3 separate regions of the Homo sapiens genome follow, and all the other regions are linked to region 1. The links are chromatin contacts, found by Hi-C or POLR2A ChIA-PET in ENCODE. All regions are on one chromosome and are shown on one strand. Each heading gives the region's core, a stretch centred on a gene start or an enhancer-like site at or near the end of the contact. The rest is flanking DNA. Distances are from core to core; before and after follow the strand shown. Region 1 has its middle 170 kb from the start of RHOU. Region 2 has its middle 130 kb from the start of RHOU. Region 3 overlaps LOC124904539 (a long non-coding RNA gene).

Region 1 (3,723 bases), core at 819-3,318:
GTGATCCACCTGCCTCGGCCTCCCAAAGTGCTGGGATTACAGGCATGAGCCACCGTGCCTGGCTGCCCTCTTCCAGTTTCTAAAGGCTGTCCCCTTCCTTAGTTCTGAACACATTCCTCTATCTTCAAAGCCAGCAATGCTGCATCTCTCTGATCATTCTTCTGTATCACATCTCCCTTCTGCCTTCCTCATCTACTTTTAAGAACCCTTGTTCTTGAACAAGGACATTGGTCCTACCTGGATAGTCTAAGATAATCTCCCTACCTTAAGGTCAGTTTATTAGCAACCTTAATTCCATCTGCAACCTTAATTCCCCTTTGCCATGTAACATAACATAGTCACAGGTTCTAGAGATTTGGGCACAGATATCTTTGGGGAGCATTATTCTGCCTACCACAGTCTGGATAAGGTGAGAACTGGCCAGATCATGGAGAGAACAGCAACCTCAGAACTGCTTTCTGACCCAAATACAACACATAGGGAATGGCTGTGAGACAATTCCCCCTAGGGATATTTGCTGACCATAGAGAACCTATATAAGCGACAGTGGTTATCTGTCTCCATGTATACGATGTCCAGACCCTACTGGTCCCCCAGGATATTTCATCTCAAACAGACATATCCAGCTCAGTGTGTTTCATACTTTCAGCATAGTTTAAAATGTGGGGAAGAATTCCTCCTGGAACTCAAAGGGGATAAATGTTGGGGGATTAGTGAGAATTTCTGAAATTGGGAAAGTTAAAAGTTGGCAAACTCCTTTATTATTCACATTAGGCTTCAACTTAGCAACTTACCAAGATTGCCTTGGGCCTCCATGCCATCCTATTCACTGTGAAGTGAGCATGGCCAATCTGGTTTATTTATTTTTTAGGGGCAGGGAGGGTCTCATTCTGTCATGAGGTTGGAGTGCAGTGGCCCATTCATAGTTGCTGCAGCCTTAACCTCCTGGGCTCAAGTGATCCTCCCACCTCAGCCTCCCTGGTAGTTGGGACCACAGTCATGCACCGCCACGCCTGGGTAATTTTTAAATTTTTTGTAGAGATGGGGTTTTCACTGTGCTGACCAGGCTGTTCTCAAACTCCTGGGCTCAAGTGATCCTCCCACCTCGGCCTCCCAAAGTGCTGAAATTACAGGTGTGAGCCACCAAACCCCGCTCTAAACCATTTTATACTCTGATTCATCAGCATTGAGTTGCACAGAATACAATACACTCTCGCTAGTTTAAGCGGAGAAGAAATATTGAGGGTGTGAAATAGTTTACAGAATCATTGGGAGAGCAGAGGAAACAGATTTGAGGCTAAGCTTCTAGGAATTACATCCAAAGCCACATTGCAGGACTGGTGGCCAAAGTCACCAAAGTCACCACAGTCCCCACAGTCCCCACAGCTCCTGCTGCTCTGAGGAGGCTGCCTGCTGAATCAGGAAGCCGCGACTAGCACTGCAGTCTGCAGAGCTGCGCAGGGAAAGCTGCCTCCAAGGAATCGAAGCACTGTTCCTGTAGCTGCTCACTGCATGGAACAGTGATCTTTCTGCAACAGTCCCACACCTGCAAAACTGGAAGTCTTGTGTCCCGCCTCTTGTTTGGCTTAACTCTGCTCTGAAATCAACCCTTCCAGGAGGGAATTTGCTTGGCAGATACTAATCACATCTGGAGCCTTGGGCCTGGGAAACATAGGGTTTAGCTCTCCAGGCTCTGGGTGAAGGAAAGGAGAGTGTTGGGATAGATAGTGAGGAATCAGCCCAGGGCGCCCACCATTGTCAGTGAGACAGTGGGGAAGAGTTAGCACCCGAAGCCCCCAAGCCCACTGTGGAAAGTGATTTCACCTGCGTGAGGATCACCAGAACAGAGTCTGAAACAGGGCTCCCCAGAGCATGTCGCATCTTCCTCCTCCTTCTTCATATCTTTCTTTTTTTAAACAAAATTTCCTGGGCTTGTGTGGTTCAGTGTTTGGGTTGACTTTTGTTTCAGCTGAACTAGTTGACTTATTCTGGCTTTGTGGCTGCGCCAGTGAAATATGTACATATTTTGCCTGTGTACGGCTATCTTTTCCTGTTTTCCTTCAGGGATTATACATCAGCACAGAGTCCATGGCACTGCTCCAGATAAAACAGCGCGGCAGAATCATCACCACTGGCAGAGCTCTCTGGTTGACTCATGAGGATTGGGAATAAATGACCAAATATAAACAGTGGAGTGGTGCCAACTGAGGCTCCCTTGTAGCAAACGGTCCCCTGTGGCATGTGAAAAAGAGGCCGGGAAAAGCCCAGCTGTGGGCACCATGCCACTGACTGCCGCTAATTTACTGCCATGACTACTCCAGGGCACCCTGATTTCTGCTTTTCAGAAACCTTTTGTGCATTGTTTTTTCCACTATCCCCATTTGGTTGACTAACCTGTAAGGCACTGGCTCCCTCAGCCAGTCAGGGCTTAGGCCTGTTTTGTCACACTGCAAATCCCTCACTGGCTGGTTGGTAGCCGTGAGAGAGGACGCATTGATATTCCTAACCAAGTCTTGCTGGCCTTTAGCTTCCACGTGCTTACCTGCAAAATCCTCAGCTTATCTGGTGTAATCAAGATAAAAAATAAATGATCGATCGACCGATCGATAGATAGATAGATACATACATACATACATATTTAAATGCATAGATGAGATTGGTAGATAGATGATAAATAGATGAAAGATAGAGATAGATATGATAGGATAGGTAGGTAGATAGACAGTCAATAGGTAGGTTGACAGACACACAGAGAGAGACATGTAGATGTCACAGCACCGGCCATTGAAGGAGCCTGAACAACCTCACACATGCACAGCACCAGGCCCCTCTCCTTCTTCTCTGGCTCCTTACAGGATCTTCTGTCCAGAAGCTGCTGGAGGCATCAGTGGTTGCCCTCCATGGTTAGCACCCTGCCGGGGGGTGGGGGACATCTCCTGAAACTGAAGAACCCCCATGGCACTGAATGACACAAACTTCCCTTCTAGTCTCCCAGCCCAGGGTGGCACTGTGTCCTGTGCAAAAGTGAGGAGGATGCCCCTTTTCCCAACTCTGTCACTCTTTCTCATCTGAGCCTTAAAGAGTCGTGGCATACTCTCAGAGTGTAACACAGACCTTCCTGAAAACAACCCACTTTACGCTACCTGTAGTCTCTTTCTCCAAGACACTGGCCACAATCCCAGGGCCACATGTAAGCTCTCAGCCCAGGGTACTGGCCCCCAAATCTTTCTCTATCAGCACTCCTCCCCATCAGCACTGGCCACTCAGCCTGTGGGTGTATATGCATGTGTGTGCTGGGTATTGAGTGTGTGTATGTGCTGTGTTGAGCGTGTGCATGCATGTACATGCAGGGAAGCACAGTGTAGGCTAAGCTGAGACCCCTCATTTACTTAGGTGGGAGGATACTAAGAGATCTAAATACACACATCAATAGCAGGGGCTCTGCAGACACTCAGCAAGCTGGGAGTGGCCACCTGGAGGCTGTGTGGAAGGGGCCCCGAGGAAGAGCTCACCTTAGAAGATAACGCTTAGTCTCTGGTCCCTGCCAAATGACACTGTTACACTCCTAAGTTCCCTGCTCTCCAGGACATATTCTGAATACCAAATAAGACCCATGAGGCATGGTAGCTCAAACCGCAGGTTCCAGCGTGTCAAGTGTGTTTCCAGGACCAGCTGACCCTGCTCCAGTGAGAGGTTACCAAAGGCCTCTCAATATACAGGACC
Region 2 (3,723 bases), core at 642-3,141, 42 kb after region 1:
AAGGTGTGTTTCACTCACTTGTTCTGACTATTCCTGAATTTGGATAACTCGTAGTCCCATGTCTCTCTGAGATTCTAACAGGACCCAGGGACAACCTATGGGAAGACAGGGGTAGTGTGGGAGTGGGGTTTCTTGGAAGCCCACCTTGCTGGGATGAGTGACTCAGGTTCTCCCAACTTTGAAGTTCAGGGCCCAGCTGCAGGCGGCCCCCATCCCGCCCTGCGCTAGAGGGCGTGTGTTGGGTGGAGGGGGCACACATGCCAAGGAGGGGCGGTGAACATTGGGTGCTTGGGAGATGGAAGGGTCAGCACAGTGCAGACATAAAAAACCAAATGGCAGAGCCCAGGAGAGAGCATTTGGTGGCAGGTGACACTCACGAGGATCAGAGTCTCAGCCCACTTGGCTCAGGTGCTCCGACCAGCCCCTCTGCTGACCCTGGCTCCGAGCCCTGTGACCTGGCAGTGACTTTCCTCTTCTTAGAAAAAGGAGGAGGGTGGCTAATTGAAAACAAACCAACTGCTTCTCCTCTTTCCTCAGCCCTCAGGAAAAGCATGTAATCATCTCCAGGATTTAGAGATCTTTTTCTTCTAAAGTCAAGGGAAACTTGTTGTTCACTCCAGCCATCTTATTGCTCCTGAATTGTGTGGTCTGAATCCTTGTCTGCTGGAAGCTTTGGACAACACACTGATCAGAGCACTAAGTTTGGAGTCCAAGCCGTGGTTCCCTGTGCCTCAGTTCTCCCACCCAGAAAGCAGTTGATCCCTTGGTCCAAGTGGCAATGATGCCCAACAGAACTTTCTGTGGTGCTATCCAGTATGAAAACACTCGCCACATGTGACTTTGCAGGATGGCTAGTGCAACAGAGGACCTAATCTTTAATTAAATTGACTCATTAATATTTGACTAACTGGACTGCACAGCTGTAAGGTTGAACCTGCTCTGACGTTACATCCCATTCCCACAAGCACACCCTTTGTCTCTCTAATTCTCATAGCCACTTTCTCCACAGAGGGATAACTTGGATTATATAGTCTATGTGAAGCCTTTAAATATGGGACATGGGTCAGAAAGGGCAGAATGCAGTGTCAGAAAGACAGCTTTCTTTGAAAGTAAAAGACAAAACTGAAAATGATGCACTGGGGAGGAGAGCCTTCCGCCCACCCCCTCTTCCCTTTCGTAATCCTGCAGAGACCACACGGTGTTGCAAATCAAAGTCTGCTCTCTGGCCAGATGCAGATAGGAGCAAAACTTTCATCTCTTTTCTTGCTTCTACATAGTGCTCCTTTTTGAACCTAACACCCTCCCAGCCTGCCCCTTGGATCTGTTCTAATAGCAGTGATTGGAGCTGTTGTGCTAGGACAGGTGGCTCCATGAGACAGGAGCTACCACGGTGCAGTGAGGACACCTGGGAGCGCCCAGAGCTCCGGGACACATAGGCTGAGAGCTGTGCTCTGGTGCCCATCATCCCTGCAGGCACTGCCGGCTCGGTCCCACCCAGCCCACCCCAGGGCTGCACAGGGTCCCTGTCCTGGGACACTGGTTTTCTACCCTCAGGCATGTTTGCTGATTCTCCCAGACCCTGGCCAGTATTTTTCTCCCAAAAGCCTTCCTGGCATACCCAGCTGGCACTGCCCTCTCCTTTCTTGGACCCTGCTGTGCAGCAACGTTTCAGAGTCATTCTGCACCTTCAGTTCTGCACTAGAGTCATTCTCCAAATATTTCTGTGCTATCTCAGCTAGATCAGAGCCTCCCTATAAGCAGAGGTTGAGTCATCTATTTCTTTTTTATCCACTTGTGGCACCAAGCTCAGACTTTGCTCTGCACTACTTACTCACCCAGTGCTTACTGACTGATTTATTGACCCAGAACCATGGCGAGAATGCAGTCAAGCTATTACCGTGAACTTCACAATGCAGGCACGTGAGCTAAGGTGACAGGGGTTGAACCCAGATTGCTCGCTGGGGCTTTTGTTCTTGCTCTGACTCTACTACCAGCTCAGGTATCAGAACACGCTACCCTATTCCCAGGGGCCCCTGTTTGGTTCAGACCGCACAGTCCCTGCTTTGCAGGGCTTCAGGGACCACACCAAGGAAGGCCACTGTGAACATCATAAATGGCACGCTGAATGGCACTCATTGTTAGTATAAAGTGCAGGTACGTTCTGTACAGTGAGATTAGACGGGTTACTCAGAGCCAGCAGCCGGGACACACCTGTTCTTTTTCTCTGCATCAAAAATCCCTCTTTTCTCTGCACACATTTCTTCTCTCCCAATTTCCACGAGGTGGCTAAGGGCCTTCCTGGACATTTCTTAGACTTCTTAGAAACTCATCTAGAAACTCCCTGATGGGTTTCTAAAATTATAAATTCACTGGCACTCAGCAAATCTACATTTTACATAAGAGAAAGTCAGCCTAGAATAAAAACTTGCCTTTTAAAAGCCAGCTTTTCTGCCACCACTTCCATCCCTCTAGACTGCTGTCTCTTGCCATAGATTCTCCCTCTGGACCCTTCTGGATGTCTGCCTCACCATGGAGCAGCCCTTGGACCCTCAGGCTGACTGAATGACTCATACCTGGGTCAGCCCTCTTAGAGGGACTGCTCCATGCCACTGCATAAACAGAAGAAAAGGTCGGGCGTGGTGGCTCACACCTGTAATCCCAGCACTTTGGGAGGCTGAGGTGGGTGGATCACGAGGTCAGGAGTTCAAGACCAGATTGGCCAACATGGTGAAACCTCATCTCTACTAAAAATACAAAAATCAGCCAGGTGTAGTGGCATGTGCCTATAATCTCAGCTACTCAGGAGGCTGAGGCAGGAGAATCGCTTGAACCTGGGAGGCAGAGGTTGCAGTGAGCTGACATCGTACCATTGCACTCTAGCCCAGGGGACATAATGAGACTCTGTCCCACACCCCACCCCACCCCCCAAAAAAACCCAAAAAGCAAAAAACAAACAAACAAACAAACAAAAAACAGAAGAAAACACCACAGTGGAAAGGCCTGTGAAAGGAAAATAAAATCTCGGGACTCCAAACTCACTATGCCAAAGGGAAAAGTTAAGCTTGGAAACTGAGTCATGCAAAAACTCCCTTCCTTTTGTTCCAAGACAGCTGTAATTTCGCAGGCTGACTTTCTCTTATGTAAAATGTAGATTTGCTGAGTGCCAGACTAATGCTTAATTGACTCCTCCGCTTTCTTTTCAGGTGTAAAATGTAGATTCACAGAGCCTCACAAGAATTGTAACCACTTGTCTCATTGCCTACCCTCCCTCCTTTTATTTTTCCTTTTTCTTCCCCTCCTGATTGCTCTTTCCCCTTTAAACACTGAGGTTCCCAAAACTCTATCTGGAAAAAGCATAGGATACAGATTCTACTGTGATTTATGTTTCTTTTTCTCTGGTGCCTCCTCAACCTTGGCAAAATAAGCCTCGAAATCAATTGAGATCTGTCTCAGTCACTGTGGTTTACAGACCCAACTCCTGCACTTAGGTAGTCAGGAGAGCCGACAGCACAGATTAGGGGCCTCCTTAGCTGATTTCGGTGACCACACCCATACCAATTCTCTGACTCCAACACAGCCTGGTTCGCAAGACTTCATTATCCTGTTGCAGACTTCTCAGCCACAATTGACACAGGCCAATGGGGCCTAAAGTTCTCCTTAGTTTTTCTGAAAGTATTAAGAAAGTTTGTGTAGAAAGGTAATGCACACAATTTCTGCATTTCT
Region 3 (3,723 bases), core at 645-3,144, 35 kb before region 1:
AAGGCAAGCCTCTGGGGGCTGAATCTAACAAATCAACCATCTCCCCAGGACTCTATCATGAGGCTGCACATTGGGTTCCCCTCCAACAGAACATTTTTCCCCAGAAATCACAGGATTAGGCCTCCTAACCTTCTCTCCCTAAACTGCCATGTCCAGGTGTTACTTGTAAGCTGACCATCAACTGAACCATAGTCATGAGAAAATGTGGATTTATATGTAGATTTGCTTGCAAGAGAAGTTGGGGGACCCCGACCAGGGACCAACAGTTTTGTTCCTGTGCTTCTGCCTGACCTGTGTCCTTGTCCAGTGCCTTGGCTCTCCTTCGTGTCTGCTGCAATCTCACTTAGGCAAAACTGTGGCTCTTTTACGCGGCCCCATTTGGTCTCTGGATGAACTGGGATACGATACTTTCATAGTCACATCCATTAGCAGGGACGGCTGCCTCAGTGACAGGTGTGGGTTGGGGGAAAAGCACACACTTGAGTGGCAGAGCCGGCTACTGCTCCTCCCAGGCACTTGCTCCCTCTTTCCTTCCCTGTCCTCTGCTCTGGAACTTCATAATCCTGAGCCACAATTGTGCACATCAGAGGAGAGATACAGGAACTAACAAAAAAGTGGCCCAGCAGTTTTGTTCCAGAGAATTGAGTTTAGAGCACAACGCCTCACCTGGGCTACCACAGTGCCCTAGAAAGCTGTAGATGGATACAGGATGTGATGGTGAGTTTCATGCATCAGCTTGGCTAGGCTATAGGACCCGGTTATTTAATAAACACTAATGTGGACGTTGCTGTGGAGGTATTTGTGGTGTGGGTCACATGTACAATAAGCTGATTTTCAAGAGATTGCCCCTGATCATGTGGATGGGCCTCATTCCGTTGATCCCCCTAAGAGCAAAAACTGAGGTGTCCCACAGAAGAAATTCTGCCTCAAGACTGCAGCCTCAACTTCTGACTTCAGAGCTGCTACCCCGCTGCTTTGAGGCCGGAGGCCCTGCTGGGCCCAGCCTCCTGTGGCTGAGTGTCATCTATTGTCTCACGCTCAGAAGGACCCCAGCCCCATCCAGAAACCAAACACACCCTGTGGTCAGTCTCAACTCAACCTGCCAACCACCTAGCTGTGATTCTGTCCTTCTCACTATGCTTATTACAAACAGGTGGACCAGGCTATAACTGGGCAAGATCTGCTGATGGCTTACTGCTGACTGAATCAGGCAGGGGTGCCTGCTCTTAAAGGTGTTTCTTTTTAGTGAGATCATGGCCTTGGGTGTGAGGCGAAGGAATAACTAGGGGCTAGGGAGCAGCAGATCCAGGTGTGAGGCCCAGCCCTTATGTTTATTGCCTCTGTCTTCTCACCTGTAAAATGGGTTCACAACAATAAGATTACTCACAGTGTTGCTTTGAGGCTCAAAGAAGGAAAGGTGTGTGAAGCATGTTGAGAACTATGAAGAAAAATACCAAGGTTAATAATTAATTAAAGCATTTTTACCACTTTCCATCGAACTATTGAGAACAACAAAAAACTTTTCCAAACTGTGGCTAAAAGCAAGAGGTCGGTCTCTCCTCTAACGTTTCTTCTTTGATTCCCAGGCTTTTGCATTTAGCCCAAAATAGGCTCCTTGGTGCCCTGCGTTTTAAGTAGGAAGTGACCAAGTCACTGACTTCCCGGAATCTGTCTCTGCCAACACAGGCCATAGAGTCCTTAACAACCCGCCTGTGAACAGTTATTTATAGTGTTCACCTCAGGCGGACACCACTTTTAGGGCAGCAGGGAAATGAGAACATCCGCTAAGGGCGGTTTAGATCGATCTGTTTTGCCCAGCTCTGCTCAGCTGGGAGAAGTCTGCTGTCTGCTCCACAGCCCCTCCACTTCAGAGCAGGTAGTCGTGGCTTGCACTGTGGGCTGTTCCCCCAGCCTCTACACAGCTAGAAGACAACCTCTTCCTGTTCACAGAGCTCTAGAGGGGGACAAGGGAGTGTCAGCCTAGCATCTGTGGAAAAAGAGTTCAGGGAGGCTGCAGTGAGCCATGGGAAAACCTAGGTCTCTTCCCTGCTAGTGTGTGACTTCCAAGACCTCTGGCTTCCCCTCCTAAGTGACGGTGGCATGCTCTGCCTGCGTGTGTCATAGAGATCCTAAAACCTCCCGTGAACAAAGACTGGTACACAGGCGGGTAACAGTGTTGCTATTATTCTTTCTTCAGTAATATGACCCAACACAAGCAAAGAAAGAGACAGGCAGGCTGGCTTCACGGCTAGAGTTGCTGAAGATGACCACCGCAGGAGGGAAAGGAATCACGTTCATGGTTACTTGTCATCAGTGCAGAGTTCCCTCCCAGTGTGTTAGGACAAAAGGGAAGAACCTCTGCAGTTGAGAAGCAAGGCACAGATAAGAATCTTTGGATTTCTTCGGTTAGGTACTAAATGCCTGGAGTGCGGCTTTTTCTGCCAGCAGCTGCGTCCAGTCATTTGTGGTGTTGAGGCCAGGGTAGCGGCCCTGTCCTGGGAGTCGGCCTCAGTCTTTGGCTTTGGCTGTAAGGCACACTGAGAGAAACTAGGCTGCAGGCCGCTCTTCTCTGCCTTAAACCCCTCTGGGTGGGGCAGCTCTCTCGAGAGCAGTCATTACTGCAGCTGTGTGAGCTGCAGGGTGGCTGAGCAGAGGAAAGGGAGGCACGATTGCTCACCCCTTGGGAGGCGGCACAGGTCACAAGAGAGCTTTGGAGTTGTACAAATCTGGGTTCCAATCCTGGATCTCCCTTCTTAGACATTCAGACCACCTCTCTAACCCTCGGTTTCCTCTTCTGTGTAGTGGTGATAATCCTACAGGCCTCAAGATTTTGGGGACACCAAACGAGAGCACAGAAAACCAGTGCAGGGGGGAGGGTGCTGGTGCAGGGTAGTTGGTGAGTGAGCATGACCCTCAGCACCCCTGACTCCACCGTTCACACCTGAGAACGTAGGGCCGGAGATGACTTTGCCAAGACTGAGCACCAAGCAAGAAGCACGGCTGCGGGAAACGCGGCATGCTCAGGCATCCACAGTCTTTAAGCTAAATGACATCTTACTGAGCGCTCCCTTCCACAAGACTCCGTGTTGGGAACTGTGCATGCGAGGGATCTAGGTTGCCTGGGGGAGGTGCTCTCCCCTCACCTTCTTCAGAAAACAACTTCCAGGTTTAGTGTTTAGAGTAATTTTTTTTAAATGTACAAAAAGTGCTTTGGTGTCCAAAAAAATGTGTTGAATTTGAAAAGATTCAGATGGCATCCATAATCTTCATCCCCGCCCTTCCAGCCCCGGGCTTGGTACCTCTGCAGGGCATGCCCAGGGTGGTTGGGGACTGGCACAGGTCTGTGGCCCTGGGGGTTGGGGACCCCTGCAGTAGGGTCCTGAGACTTTGTGAGTCGCTGGGCTGCCTGCAGGGCCAAGGGGCATAAGCAAATCTCCATCCTGGCATTGGTGCAGGTGAAAAGGAGGTGTAAGTCCCTGCTGCAAATGGAGAGGACACAGATATGACACAAATGGAGAGAGACAGTGAAAATCACCGAGAGACCAGGCTCTGCCCGGGCTGGCCATCTACCAGCCACCCAGCCATGGGATGCTGGACAGTCCTCAGGCTTCTCGGGGCCTCTGTTTCCTCACCCAGGAAATGAGCTCAGGCCAGAGGGACAGTTTTCAGGGTTTTCAATTTTTTTTTTTAAAGCAGCAGAAACTTTTCTTTAAAATAAACCAT

Evidence for each region. A loop is a pair of places that touch in the nucleus more often than their neighbours do. ChIA-PET counts read pairs that join two places held with the same protein, here RNA polymerase II (POLR2A). Pooled maps may share reads with other maps.
Region 2: a map of ascending aorta shows a loop between it and region 1 (2.0-fold over the local background). The contact joins two enhancer-like sites. A Hi-C loop is called at or near these places in 3 of 168 maps with a recorded cell type or tissue (DLD1, aorta and ascending aorta), 2 of 37 single-sample maps with no recorded cell type and 6 of 50 pooled maps. POLR2A ChIA-PET finds 5 or more read pairs at or near these places in 5 of 52 experiments (A549, IMR-90, MCF 10A and 2 more).
Region 3: a map of endothelial cell of umbilical vein shows a loop between it and region 1 (5-fold over the local background). The contact joins two enhancer-like sites. A Hi-C loop is called at or near these places in 3 of 168 maps with a recorded cell type or tissue (HepG2, aorta and endothelial cell of umbilical vein) and 5 of 50 pooled maps. POLR2A ChIA-PET finds 5 or more read pairs at or near these places in 4 of 52 experiments (HepG2, PC-3, Panc1 and 1 more).

The regions. Positions count from the first base shown.
Region 1 is chr1:228,901,661-228,905,383 of GRCh38, reverse strand. No RefSeq gene overlaps it. Among named protein-coding and RNA genes, the nearest start is that of RHOU, 170 kb to the right of the region's middle. RefSeq lists a silencer at 2,008-2,302. Within about 2 kb of position 2,068, at least 16 of the 41 ENCODE cell types and tissues checked have a DNase peak (open chromatin) inside an H3K27ac peak, as active enhancers do; they include ascending aorta, where a contact is called at or near this core.
Region 2 is chr1:228,859,424-228,863,146 of GRCh38, reverse strand. No RefSeq gene overlaps it. Among named protein-coding and RNA genes, the nearest start is that of RHOU, 130 kb to the right of the region's middle. Within about 2 kb of position 1,891, at least 9 of the 41 ENCODE cell types and tissues checked have a DNase peak (open chromatin) inside an H3K27ac peak, as active enhancers do; they include ascending aorta, where a contact is called at or near this core.
Region 3 is chr1:228,936,787-228,940,509 of GRCh38, reverse strand. The region is part of intron 2 of LOC124904539 (a long non-coding RNA gene); the gene reads left to right. Among named protein-coding and RNA genes, the nearest start is that of RHOU, 200 kb to the right of the region's middle. Within about 2 kb of position 1,894, at least 17 of the 41 ENCODE cell types and tissues checked have a DNase peak (open chromatin) inside an H3K27ac peak, as active enhancers do.